Regions from separate parts of the Homo sapiens genome. Here regions 1, 2 and 4 are each linked to region 3. Evidence: chromatin contacts called from ENCODE Hi-C data. All regions are on one chromosome and are shown on one strand. The core of a region is the stretch at or near the end of the contact, and the rest is flanking DNA. Distances in the headings are between cores, read along the strand shown.

Region 1 (3,301 bases), core at 711-3,210, 3.4 Mb before region 3:
TGAATAGAAAAGTCTGCAGTTTTTGCTTTTATCAGCCGCCAGAGGCAGGCAGGCACAGGCTGTATACAAGAAATCCTAACTGTTGCCCCGTCCTGTTTGGTTGTTGTGTGAACATTGGGCAGTGCCCGGCTTTGTGTTGGAAGCATGTTTAATGAAGTCTCACAGTGCAAAACTGCTTCATACGGAGGAAGGGTTTAATCTGACTATTGGACCATTCCACAAAAAGCTCACTATTTCACATTTCTTTTTCTTTTTTTTTTTGAGACCGAGTCTTGCTCTGTCGCCAGGCTGGAGTGCAGTGGCCCGATGTTGGCTCATTGCAACCTCCGCCTCCCAGGTTCAAGCGATTCTCCTGCCTCAGCCTCCCAAGTAGCTGGGACTACAGGCATGCGCCGCCACGCCCAGCTAATTTTTGTATTTTTAGTAGAGACGGGGTTTCACCATGTTGGCCAGGATGGTCTCTATCTCCTGAGCTCCTGATCCGCCCGCCTCGGCCTCCCCAAGTGCTGGGATTACTATTTTTTTTTTTTTTTTGAGATGGAGTCTCGCTGTCGCCCAGGCTGGAGTGCAGTGGCGCGATCTCTGCTCACTGCAGGCTCCACCCCCCCGGATTCACGCCATTCTCCTGCCTCAGCCTCCCGAGCAGCTGGGACTACAGGCGCCGGCCACCTCGCCCGGCTAATTTTTTGTATTTTTAGGAGAGACGGAGTTTCACTGTGTTAGCCAGGATGGTCTCGATCTCCTGACCTCGTGATCCGCCCCCCTCGGCCTCCCAAAGTGCTGGGATTGCAGGCGTGAGCCACCGCGCCCGACCTGGATTACATTTTATGTGAGGTGCAAAGACCTACTGAAACTTCGTCTCCTATTGAAACTTGACCTAGACTACTGGGCTGACTCAGCATAAGGAAGTTACAGAACAGTTGATGATCGGCGTAAAGTTAAAGGGGTGAAGTTCTGTTGAAATCCTTCCCGTTTAATCACCGCAAAAACTGAAAGAACTTTACTTGCGACACTAAAACCACGCGTCTTGTGCACCCTCTACTGGTTTAACCACAAAGTACTAGTTTATTTACGAATTACTGCTGTTTGAACTGATAAGTCTATGAAAACAGGTTTTCATTTTTCCAAAAATTGCACCAAAATAAAGCAAAAGCTCTAGTTGATGCGGGTGTGTTGTTCAGGCGTTAGCAGTACTGCCCTCACTATGCGCTCATTGGACAGTAGCGCAACCCCAAGAAAAGGATGGTTATAATAGAAAGTCCCTGGGCTGCAAGCAGGAAGCGCCAATACCTGGTAGGGTTGTGGTAATTAATTCGTGAGCCTCGCCCTAGTCGGTCTGGTAGCTAGCTTACCTCCAGCCTCCACAGCTTTCGACGACACCCCAATTCTTTGTTTTCTGAGGCTCCCGAAGGGTCGCAAAAGCGGCGGCTCGGTTTTACCCAGAAGACCGCGCGTCGGCCGCTCGAAAATTTGCATACGCTTTTCTCGCCGGGGCGGGGCTGGCGGGGGCGGGACCGCGGCGCGCTCTTGAACTCCACCCGCAGCTAACCCGGGTTTGGCTACGCTGTATTGCCTTTTATTTCGTTTCTCCTCACCGAGTATTTTCCATTATAGCTGTACATAGCTCTTTTTGTGGAAGATCATCCTTCTTCGTGCTAATCTCTTTGGTCCTCCAGTCGGCATGCGTCTGGACTCTCGGACTGCGTCTGGGCCGGAAATGTCTAGGCCTCCCCGGAGCGGGTGGGCGGGAGCGCTGCCCCGCAGGCCGGCTGCTAACAGGCTCCCGGTGTTTCCCGCTGCAGGTGGTTCTGCTGGGCATGGACATCCTGTCCGCCCTGGTGACCCGGCTGCAGGATCGGTTCAAGGCGCAGATCGGCACAGGTGAGCTGCGGCACTTGTGGAGCGGACCCGGCCCCTTCAGACCCCCAGCCTTCCCTCGGCCTCCCCGGCTCCCAAACCCTCCCGGCAGCCACCCTGCCTCCCCTCCAGCCCCCTCTCCCTCCCTTCCGCTCCTCCCAAACAGCCAGTCCCCGCCCTCCCCCGCAGCCCCCCTAAGCACTCGCAGCCTGGGTCGGCCGCCCCGCTGCCTTCCCTTCCAGCTGGACTCCCCTGGCCTCTGGGCCTGCGGGCGCCCTTACCCTCCCCCATACCTTTGTACTGGCTTCACTGTGTTCTCACACGGAACTTAGTAATACGTGTTCTAATATGAAATATTAGTGCCATTTTTATTTCTTATGCTAAATTAGCTGTCACTCTTTAGTGCCAACCAAGTCATATTTTACCCTGACCCCGGTCCCCTTTAATGAGAGGCAGTTTTCCTTGAGAAATCCTATAAAACCAAGCCAGTTGTATTTTTCTCCAGATGATTATGGTTGGCATGACTATTTTCACCTTGATTGTAAATGTCATTACAAATGTATAGTAAATGTTCACTCTTATTTTGAAGGGAAAACAGTATGTCAGCAAAATGAAACAAAACCCACAGATTTCATAGATTTAAATACCTCTAAATTCCTGACCTCCGGTGTTTCATGGGGGTAGTATAAACACTAAGCATCTCTATGCAACCATTTCCTTATGGAATTTCTCTGTTTTACGTTGGTACACATGTATTCTTTACTGTTAACTTTCCGACCAATATGCTCCTTCTGAAAAGGTCATGAGCACCGACTGTTTACAAATTTAAAAAAAGCTTTTACTTTTAGACATTTGATATTTTAATAGTGTTCCATTTTCCTCCTAAATTAGCTGAATTATTCAGGGATATCTCATGTAATAGAGGTTTACAAACTCTTAAAATAAGCTGATCTCTGGTCTACAGGTGCACTTGGACCACTGGTGGGAGGGTCCACCCTGGGTATGTCGGGGAAGATGGAGAGCTGGGCTCTGTCTCATGTGTGTATGGGCGTGATGTAAAACTAAAAATACACAATAGTGATGAAACTTAAGATTTATTCATAAGTGCCCACTCCTTCCACCCCCAAACACATATACTGGAGCCCCTCTCCTTGTGTTTTACCTAAATTTTCCTTTCTGTTGACTCTTCCTCTCAAGGTCTTCCATTTTTATCAGCTTACAAATACGTTGGGAACTGGCTGGAGGAACGTGGGGTAAGGAGGAAGACAAATAGTGTATCTGTCCATGCAAAGGATTTTGCAGACTCTTTTGGTGACTTTCATGGACTTCAGCAAGGAGAGTAGAGCTGTGAGCAAAGATGAGTGGTTTTAGAATGAGATACATCATTTAGGTCAGGGGTTTGTCTTCCCACATAATTGAGATAGGAATACTTGGTGACCACAGA
Region 2 (3,324 bases), core at 795-3,294, 3.6 Mb before region 3:
AGGGAAGGAAATTCTGACACATGCTACAAGATGGATAAACCACAAGGAGATTATGCTATGTGAAATATGCCAGTCACAAAAATACAAATACTGTATGATACCACTTACACGGGGTACACAGTCAAATTCACAGAGACAGAACTAGAATGGAGGTTACCAAGGCTAGCTGGAAAATGGCGAATGAGAAATTGTTTAATGGGTTCGGGGTTTGTTTTGCAAGATGAAAAGAATTCTGGAGACTGGCCGCACGAGGTAAATATACTTAATACTAACGAATTATTCACTCAAAAATGGTTAAGATAATAAATTTTGTTGTGTAGATAAAAAAATTTAAAAATCGATTCCATCTTTCTCATCAAATCTTACTTTTTACTCTTTGTTTCTTTTTTTCCCATTTCAGTTAGATTGCTCTCTTCATTGTACTTCCAGTATGCCTCTTGAGCCTTTGCACCATGGTGTTTCTTCTCTGGAATGGTCTTTCATTATCACCCATCCATTTTCAAAAGGTTGCATGTGCTTTCGTTCCAAAGACATTAGTTTATAGATCCAACCAGGAGTCGCATCCTCCATGTCATCCCTACTCTTTCAAATCACATACCTCTACCTTTTCTGCACTACACAGAAGGGCCTACACACGGCTTTCATACTTTAGCTTAGCCTCTCCGACCATACCTCCTAAGACCCTGAGGATCAGGGGGCATTATCTCATAGTTCTCCCGCACTTCTCTCCCATCCCAACACATACACTAGCAAGGAGCTCCGCACACAAGCTCCTCCAGTAAAAACAACGCACTGGGCAGTGCATCTCAACACATCAAATTACCGGCGTGCATAGGAGCCTGATGCGGCAAATCTGTGGGTCCTTCGGGATCCTTGAAGGCAGCCCTATAATTTGCATTTTTCTACGCTCCAAAACACTTTCCGGGCCAGATGCGGTGGCTCACTCCTGCTGTCCCAGCACTTTCGAAGACCCAAGACGGCGGATCACTTGAGGTCAGGAGTTTGAGACAAGGCTGGGAAACATGGTGAAACCCATCTCTACAAAAAAATACAAAAAGTAGTTGGGGGGGGGTGGTGCACGCCTGTAATTCCAGCTACTCGGGAGGCTAAGGCAGGAGGATCACCTGAGCCTGGGAAGTCGAGGCTGCAGTGAGCCGTGATCGCGCCACTGCACTCCATCCGGCCTGGGCGACGGCGGTGAGACCCTGTCTCAAAAAAATAAAAGCCACCACTTTCCCACTTATTATCCCAGGGAAACGCACGCGACGGAGGAGCGAAGGAGCGTTTATTTGTGGAGGCGCTCAAGTAAGAAACCCTGCTCGCTGGCCGACTCAAGGGTCTCCAAAGCCTTCTCTGGGCTGTCTCCCCTCCCCAAAAGGCAAAGAACCGTTAACAAGTTTACTTCCGGCACAAGCGTCCGCGCCTGCTCGGAAAAGGGAGCGTGGACACACAGCTCTGTTACGGGAAGTCGCAGGGCACAATTTCCTTCATTGCAGTCGCCCTCTGGGCGGACGCCCTAACCCAGAAGTGAAAGACCGTTTCCTTCGAGTATCAGACCCCCGACCAAAGGAAGTTCCACTTGGACGACTTTTACCCAGGGTTTCCCGATTCCTCTTTAGCTCTTCCTATCACGCTCCCTGCTTGCTGGTGCATTGTTGCTGTGGCCACTTAGTTCCGACCTTCCTTGTCTAACTCGAGTTTTGTCGCAACTTTCCAAGGGGCCTAACCACAACCTTTTCCGTAAAAAAAAACAAAAACAAAACCTTTACCCTACGGGTCCCCATCAGGGTCAACTAACGTTCTCCGTGAGGGGCAAAGCTCCCGGGGACTTTACGCCAGCGAAGCCTAACACGGCCAGGCCAGCGCCTGCGCGGGGCGTTACCATAGAGAGGCAGCCGCCTCTCTGGTCTCGGTTTACGCTCTCTATGGTGTACCCGGGTTGGTGGCGGTAAGAAGAAAAAGGGTGACCGCACTGCGCAGGCGCCCTCGGCGTCTCTCTCGCTCTCTCGGTCTTTTTTTTTTTTTTCTTTTTTTTTTTTTTTAATCCCCGCACCAAGCGCTTAACCTCATTGGGGTGGAGGAGAAGGCGGCGGCTCTCTGGTCCGCAGCGGCAACAGTAACGAAAAACAGGGCTGTAAGTACCCGGTCAGGGGGCGGAGGGTCAGACCCGAGCCCTCTCGCGGCCCTGGCCCCTCCCGCGCAGTGGCGGGCGCCGGGTCTGGGTGGGGGCGATGTCCAGCGCTGTCATCGGCTCTTGGGTGCACTTTGGGGGGATGGGGCGGCCCTGAGGTGGGAGCCTGGCGAGGAGCGGGATGCGAGGGTTGTTTATCCAACCAGTAGGTCGCTGAGCCCAGGCTGCTTTGCAGAGGGAGGGGATCGGCCCTGGGGTCAGTCGGGCTTTGTGTGCCCCTCTCTGTTTCCCTTTTCCAGACCCCACCCGGGCCCCCTTCCTAACCCGAGTCTCCCCTGCCGGGTGGGAGAAGCCAGCGAGCCCGGGGCGCGTTTGAAAGGAAGGGAGGGGGCGAGGGAGAGAAACCCACAACAACTAGTCATTGGCGAGTGATGGGTGTGAAGAAAGATCCAGAGAGAAGGGGTGCCGGGAGGCGGGCGGCCCGGGCTCCCGTCCTGGGCTCCCAACCGGGCCAGACAAAAGCTGCGCGAGCGGCGCCGAGCGGAGCGGCCGGCTTGATGGGATGCACAAGGTCCCCTTGGTTCCCGGGGCCTTCGAAGAGCTTCTTTCTGAAGCTGGGAAAGCGAACAAGTGCTGAGTTAAGCCTGTGCAGACTTCTCAACTTGCCTTTGTTGTTCTTTGGTATTGGCAGAGACGCTCTGACGAAGATGAGTGTGTGATCTTGCACGTTAGCCTGGCTAGGTACAATGGAGCTAATCGAATTTTGCTTTCCGTTTTCCGAGCTGCTGGGATGAGTATGGGGCTTTCCAGAGTTTAAATTATTACATAATATTTTTAAAATAGTTGTTTGCTTCTAAAATTAAAAAAAATTAATGTGGAGTCTGAAAGCACGCTGTGGTGAGTTTGCAGCTGAGTTTGCAGCTGGGTGAGTTTCTGTGTAGTGGGGTGCGTTCATTAAATACTGACCATTCGTAGAACCTGTGAGCTCTTTAAACATGATACTTTCATTTGTAGATGTGGCAATGAGAGCTTCAGATTCTCTAGTCCTTTGGGAGACCGTGATGCAGAAGAGTCAGAAGCGAGAAATAGTTTCATGCCGCCATGTACCTTGGACCCTATTTGGGTGCCACAGTCCGTTTTCAATTCTGGCATTAGAAATTGTTTTTATTACTACGATTATTTACGACGGTAAC
Region 3 (2,930 bases), core at 394-2,893:
CACTAACATTAGAAAAAAACAGACTTAAATCAATGCAACAGTTTAATGCTCCCTAAATAAAAACACATCTACATGTATCATGGGCTAGAGACGTTAAAAATTTCTAGGAAGAAAAGCAATATTTGCCTTATAAACACTGCAACTCTTTCCTCTCAACATTAAAACCCAAACATAGAAACCAGTAAGTTAGCTGCATTTACAGCCCCTTACAGGTTTTAAATGTCACATCTCAGTGCCTAAAAAAGTTACTCCATCGTTTCGAGATAAGTTTCTGAGAACAAAGAAAACTCTTTAAACTACTGAACTGCATTTTATTCTTTCCTTTTCCGTGTGACCATCTGCAAAAGCAACAGTTGTCAGTTAAACAGAATCAACCTCTTTCCCGAGTGGACATGATTCACAGCTTGGTCACTGTACAGCAGATGTGAACTGAGAACTACGACATAACACAATGACAAAACACAGTACTGAGCACAAAGTACAGGGAAAGAATGAAAGACAGAAAACAGGAAGAGCACACGTCTGATTTTTGTTTTCTTTGGGGCCCCCATTAGTAGCATTCCCTTCATCCATCTTCATTCAGTGGTTCACTATCAGGGCCAAACCCAAAAGTTACAAAACACCATCTAGCTACTGTCTGGCTGCTTTTATTTTTTCTGCACCAGGACGGGAGCACGCATTCCCCTGCAGTCCTCAGCTCCACCGCAATACTGATACCAAACAGTTTCAGTGGCCCAGCTGCCAAGCCTAACCATTCCTTTTTAAAGCATTTCTTCATCAATCCTACAAAACAGCAAGTTCTTCATGGTATATTTTCCTAGAGCATCTAGCTAATATCATACTTTAACAACTTTTTCCAACGTTAACTGGACATGGGTCATTATCACTTAAGTGTTAGCGCCATTGCCCGCGCCCACTCCCATAATCCACACTGCTTTCCTTCTCCATATTGCCAATCCCCACTAAGCAACCCTAAAATCTAGTAATTATCATCAAATCCACTTCTAGGCCCTGGCAAGAATTATTTGGCTTTACCGAAACACCTATTCCATAGGTAACCAATTCCAGTCAAAAATGCCAGAGTATTACTCCTCAACCCAATGCCCTATCTCCTTAGTGGATTATAAACTTACTACGACAACCTGTCTTCTTTGGATCCAATCCCCGCCCAAGTCTGAGTCTTCTCTCCCAGGCTACAAGCCCCCAAGTCCTGGCAGCTCTATGCTTGACAGCTCGCTGACCTCCACCTCATCAGACCATTGGGTCGCCCTTCTCGCCGTCCTCCAGCCTTCTTCCCGCTCAGACACTCATCCACTGTCCGGGGAGCCTCGACCCCTCCTATACCCCCTCCCCGATCCCGCAGTCCCCTTCTGGACCTTGCGGACCCCTCTCAGGTAAGCGGAGCCCCTTGCCCTGCAGGCCCATCAGTGGTCCTGGCTCCCCGCACCTGCCACCAGGGTTCCCAGGCTGCAAAAACACAAGTAGTTCTTCTTCCCAAGGGCCACCCTCCTCCTCAGGCCGCTTTCCTCAGCACCACGTCACCCGCGCTTCGCCGGGAGACCCCCAACTCACCCCCGCCTCCGCCATCTTCTGGGACCAGCCCCCGTACCCCCTACCGCCTCTTCCTCCTCCACTCCCACAACTCCGCCCGAGCTCCACTGCGCCTGTGCGGCCAACGAGGCCGCGCGCAGGCGATCGGGGCAGAAGAGCTTCCGGTTCCTGCTGTCAATAAGACGTGGACCTGCGAGCCGGGGCAAAAGGGCTTCCGGTCTGCGGGAAACTGGAGGCTAGCGGTGGGCGTGGACCGTCGAGGTGACTGGCGGTTGTCGGATCTGCTGTTGTTTGCTGACCAGGCAGCCGTAGGTAATGACGGATGCCCAGACCCTGTGGGCGGAGTAAAGGAATCATGCACTGATACACGCACACTCACCGAGGGGCGCGTCCGTCTGCGTGCCCCTCATCTCGTAGCCGAAAGGAGCGCGTTCCGGGGCAGGCCTCCGGGTACTTCCCGCAGAGGACCGGGCTTTATACTCTTTGCTCCTTTTCCTCCCCTAGTAAGTCATAACTTATTTTGGGAGAAGGGCATAGTTATTTGTCTCTCGTCTCCATGCTACAGCACTTTATGTGCTTTTCATTCAAAATCGTTCCTCGAGGACGACCAAGTAATGTGATTTGGGGGACAGTTTTCATAGGAAGGGCTTTATAAGTTTACACCAACATAAAGAAAACTTAAAAACCTTATAACCGCTTATTTTTCAGAAGTATTATTTTTCATTTAATCTAAAACCATACTTTTAGAACATGAAACCAAGCCAAACAGATCTTTGCAGATTGTGCAAGCGAACTTTTTTTTTTGAATGAAAGTGGTGCCATCAATGCAAAAGCAAGCCCATATAAGTGCCGAAAGGTACTCGTCATAAGGAGGAGTTGCTTCCCTATTCTGAATTTTTATTTATTTTTATTTATTTATTTATTTGAGACGGAGTCTCTCTCTGTCACCCAGGCTGGAGTGCACTGGCATGATCTCGGCTCACTGCAACCTCTGCCTCCCGGGTTCAAGTGATTCTTCTGCCTCAGCCTCCCCAGTAGCTGGGACTACAGGTACATGCCACCATGTCTGCCTACTTTTTGTATTTTTAGTAGAGATGGAGTTTCATCATATTGGCCAGGCTGGTCTCAAACTCCTGACCTCGTGATTCGCCCGCCTCATCCTCCCAAAGTGCTGGGATTACAGGCGTGAGCTGCCCCCTGAATTTGTTTTTTTTAAGCAACTCTTTTTAAAAAGAGAGAAAAAATAATCTCTCTTGAGTGTATTAGTTATTGAGCTATTCCATTTGGAGGTGGCTTAACCCAAAACGTGTATGGATGTGGTAAGATTACAATGGACTTGAATGTTCTAGATGAAATCTGGGCCGAGAGTAATTGCATAA
Region 4 (2,973 bases), core at 161-2,660, 3.7 Mb before region 3:
CTTTAAAGAATAATAGCCACCCATTAAACCCAAGTATTCAATTGGGACATTATAATGGATGACGTGTGTGAACGCAACTTGCAAAATGAAGAGTTAAATGCAACACAAGAGTCGGGTATTTCTAATTCTTTTTTCTTTTTTTTTTTTTTTTTGAGACGGAGTCTCGCTCTGTCACCCAGGCTGGAGTGCAGTGGCGCGATCTCAGCTCACCGCAACCTCCGCCTCCCGGGTTCACGCCATTCTCCTGCTTCAGCCTCCCGAGTAGCTGGGATTACAGGTGTGCGCAACCATGCCCAGTTAATGTTCTTTTATATTTTTAGTAGAGACAGGGTTTCCCCATGTTGGCCAGGCTGGTCTCAAACTCCTTACCTCAGGTGATCTGGCCGCCTCGGCCTCCCAAAATGCTGGAATTACAGGCATGAGGCGCCGCTCCCCGCCTCTAATTCATTTTTAAAATATTCACTGAGCATACTTATGTGCGAGGCACTGTGTAAATACCGGGGAACCAAGCACACAATCCCTTCCCTCTGGCGGTTTAACATACAATGAGGGAGAAGATTTTTTTAAAATAATCAATATTACACACATTAAAAAAAGTTAATGTGCTACTAGAAAACATAACAGGAAATAGATCGCTTAGACTGTGACGCCAATGAGATAAATACGAGACAATCAGGAAAAGAACGGGAAAGAAGCAAATTCCAGGAAAAGCAAACAGGCAGGAAGCTATTTGGGGCACTAGAAGAGGTAAAGTGAACATCATACACAAAGACAGAGAGCATAAACGAGATTGAAGAGAAACCATGTGAGCCACAGTAGAGTCTGATTTTTTATCCTGTGTGGCATAGGAAATCACAGGAGAGTTTTAAGCAGATCACATGTGCTTTTAAGACACCAACAAAAATACACGAAACGCTCATTCGCTGAAGACCAGGTGCTAATCGAGCCTTCGATATAAACAAGTGCTGAAAAGAAGGAAAACTGACACAAACGAGGCAAGTGATGCTGAGAAGCTGAGACTCGAACACGGGGAATCAGGACAGAGCAGCAAAATTTTGGGCGGGGGCGGGGAGTGCCTAACCTAAAGCTAGAGGGGAAGCAACCCACCCTCGGAGGCGTCCCCACCGCCCGAGACTGAGCGACAGAGGAGGGCCGGGCGAAGTGGCCCAACTAGGCATGGAAAGGCAAAGGGAATGGGGAAGGGAGGGGGCTCGCCTCTCGGATGTCCTGCTCGGCAGCCAAAAAGCCCTGCAGCTCCACGAAGATCTCGCTCACAGACATGGCGCCGGCTGCACAACAATCAGCCAGTGTAGCAAGGGCGGCCAAGGAAGTGGACGCCGCAGGCAACCAGCGCAATCAATCGCAACGGCCGCCGCTACCGCCGCGTCCCCCCGGTCTTACGCCACGACCGTCGCTAGGGTCCTCCGAGGCTCGCGGCGCGCCGGAGGACGGGCTGTCCGCCGCGCTGCCTGAGGCGCCGTCCGCTGCGTTCGGAACCGAGGCGCGCGTCCAAAGGGCAGAGGAGAGGGAGAGTGGGCGGGGCCTCAGTCTGAGGCCTTCAGACAGGCATCGCCAGAAACAACCTGCGAAGGCGGCCCTCGGAGCACGTGGGCCTGAGGGAGGGCGGGGACGGGCGTGTAGGTGGTGCGGGCAAGTGGGGCTGGTTAGCTTATATGTGTGTATTTATTTCATACACAACAACAGTTGGAGGGAAATATTTGACAACGAAAGAGTATGCACAAAAAACAGGTGCAGAAGAATGTAGAGAGAGTTCAGCCTTCGTGAGAGAGTAGGGGGCCAGTGCATTTCCAAAAAAAAGGAAAATAAAAGTAACGTATGTAGGACTGTGAGTAGGGAATGGATTGGGAGCGAAAATTTTCTGTGTAGATCTTTTAATGTCTTCTCTGTATGGCTGTATTACCTATTTTTAAATTAAACGGCTTTTTTAAGCGTGTGCGGTGGGATGTTTCTCTTTCCACTCACACCTTGTCCTAATTCCCCTTCCATGCCCTATAACGGTTTCCCCTTTCATGCCCTATAACGGTTTCCCCTTTGTTCTTGAAGAGTTATTTCATACACACATACTGTGTGTGTGTTCTTGAACAGTTATTCCATACACAAATACAGTGTGTGTGTGTGTTGCACTCGCCAGATGAATTGGAATGATTCTTATCAACTAAATGATAATTTATTGCTTGCTTTGTTTCTGACATTATTCTAAACTCTTTACATGAAGGATCATATTTAATTCTCATTATATGAGAATAATTTCATGTCCATGAAGAAGACAGTAAGACCACTAGCACCTACATTTTTAAAAAACTATCGGCCGGGCGCAGTGGCTCACACCTGTAATCCCAACACTTTGGGAGGCCAAGGCGGGCAGATCACAAAGTCAGGAGTTCGAGACCAGCCTGACCAACATGGTGAAACTCCGTCTCTACTAAAGATACAAAAACTAGCCGGGCGTGGTGGCGCGCGCCTGTAATCCCGGCAACTCGGGAGACTGAGGCAGAAGAATCGCTTGAACCCGGGAGGCACAGGTTGCAGTTAGCCGAGATCACACCACTGCACTATAGCCTGGGCAACAGACTCCGTCTCAAAAAAAATAAAAAACCCTTTCTTATCTCGTGTTTGTTCTCCCAAAACCCATTCGTCTGTCCTAAAGAATCCTATTTGTTCTCATACAAACTTTCGTCACCTCTCCGTTTTACCTAGAGTTAGGCACACAAGCCACTAACTGGTTTTTTGTTTCTTTCTTTTCTTGTGTGGTTTTCGTTATTGTTGTTTTGTTCTGTTTCATTTTTTGGTCTCATTACGTTGCCCAGTCGGGTCTTGAACTCCTGGGCTCAAGAAATCCTCCTGCCTCAGCCTTTCAAAATGCTGGGATTACAGGTATCAACCACTGCGCCCAGACATAAACCTCTAACCATTTAGTAGGCTAGCTACTTATTTTGCTAGCTCCAGCATCCA

The links. Hi-C counts contacts between places; a loop is a spot of excess contacts on that map. Pooled maps may share reads with other maps.
Region 1: a loop to region 3 is called in a pooled map, with 10 times the contacts of the local background. The contact joins the promoter of CLASP1-AS1 here to the promoter of INSIG2 in region 3. A Hi-C loop is called at or near these places in 6 of 50 pooled maps.
Region 2: a loop to region 3 is called in a map of CD4-positive, alpha-beta T cell, with 7 times the contacts of the local background. The contact joins the promoter of CLASP1 here to the promoter of INSIG2 in region 3. A Hi-C loop is called at or near these places in 1 of 168 maps with a recorded cell type or tissue (CD4-positive, alpha-beta T cell), 1 of 37 single-sample maps with no recorded cell type and 7 of 50 pooled maps.
Region 4: a loop to region 3 is called in a map of B cell, with 19 times the contacts of the local background. The contact joins the promoter of TSN here to the promoter of INSIG2 in region 3. A Hi-C loop is called at or near these places in 1 of 168 maps with a recorded cell type or tissue (B cell), 2 of 37 single-sample maps with no recorded cell type and 6 of 50 pooled maps.

The regions. Positions count from the first base shown.
Region 1 is chr2:121,528,827-121,532,127 of GRCh38, reverse strand. It overlaps CLASP1-AS1 (CLASP1 antisense RNA 1), which reads right to left and starts at 1,960. Exons shown (of 2, transcript XR_001739683.2): 1 at 1,353-1,960. It overlaps CLASP1 (cytoplasmic linker associated protein 1), which reads left to right. Exons shown (of 41, transcript NM_001395891.1): 3 at 1,803-1,881. RNU4ATAC (RNA, U4atac small nuclear) reads right to left here and starts at 1,248; the gene lies at 1,119-1,248. RefSeq lists an enhancer at 1,571-1,700 and a silencer at 1,891-2,090.
Region 2 is chr2:121,648,182-121,651,505 of GRCh38, reverse strand. It overlaps CLASP1 (cytoplasmic linker associated protein 1), which reads left to right and starts at 2,044. Exons shown (of 41, transcript NM_001395891.1): 1 at 2,044-2,134. NIFK-AS1 (NIFK antisense RNA 1) reads right to left here and starts at 1,852. Exons shown (of 4, transcript NR_037857.1): 1 at 1,125-1,852; 2 at 824-1,038. RefSeq lists enhancers at 1,534-1,803, 1,835-2,461, 2,462-3,090.
Region 3 is chr2:118,087,184-118,090,113 of GRCh38, reverse strand. It overlaps INSIG2 (insulin induced gene 2), which reads right to left and starts at 1,643. Exons shown (of 6, transcript NM_016133.4): 1 at 1,573-1,643. It overlaps LOC107985940 (a long non-coding RNA gene), which reads left to right and starts at 1,683. Exons shown (of 3, transcript XR_001739662.3): 1 at 1,683-1,863. RefSeq lists enhancers at 1,689-1,878, 1,889-1,938.
Region 4 is chr2:121,754,088-121,757,060 of GRCh38, reverse strand. TSN (translin) reads right to left here and starts at 1,410. Exons shown (of 6, transcript NM_004622.3): 1 at 1,216-1,410. The coding sequence starts at 1,281. RefSeq lists an enhancer at 1,356-1,545.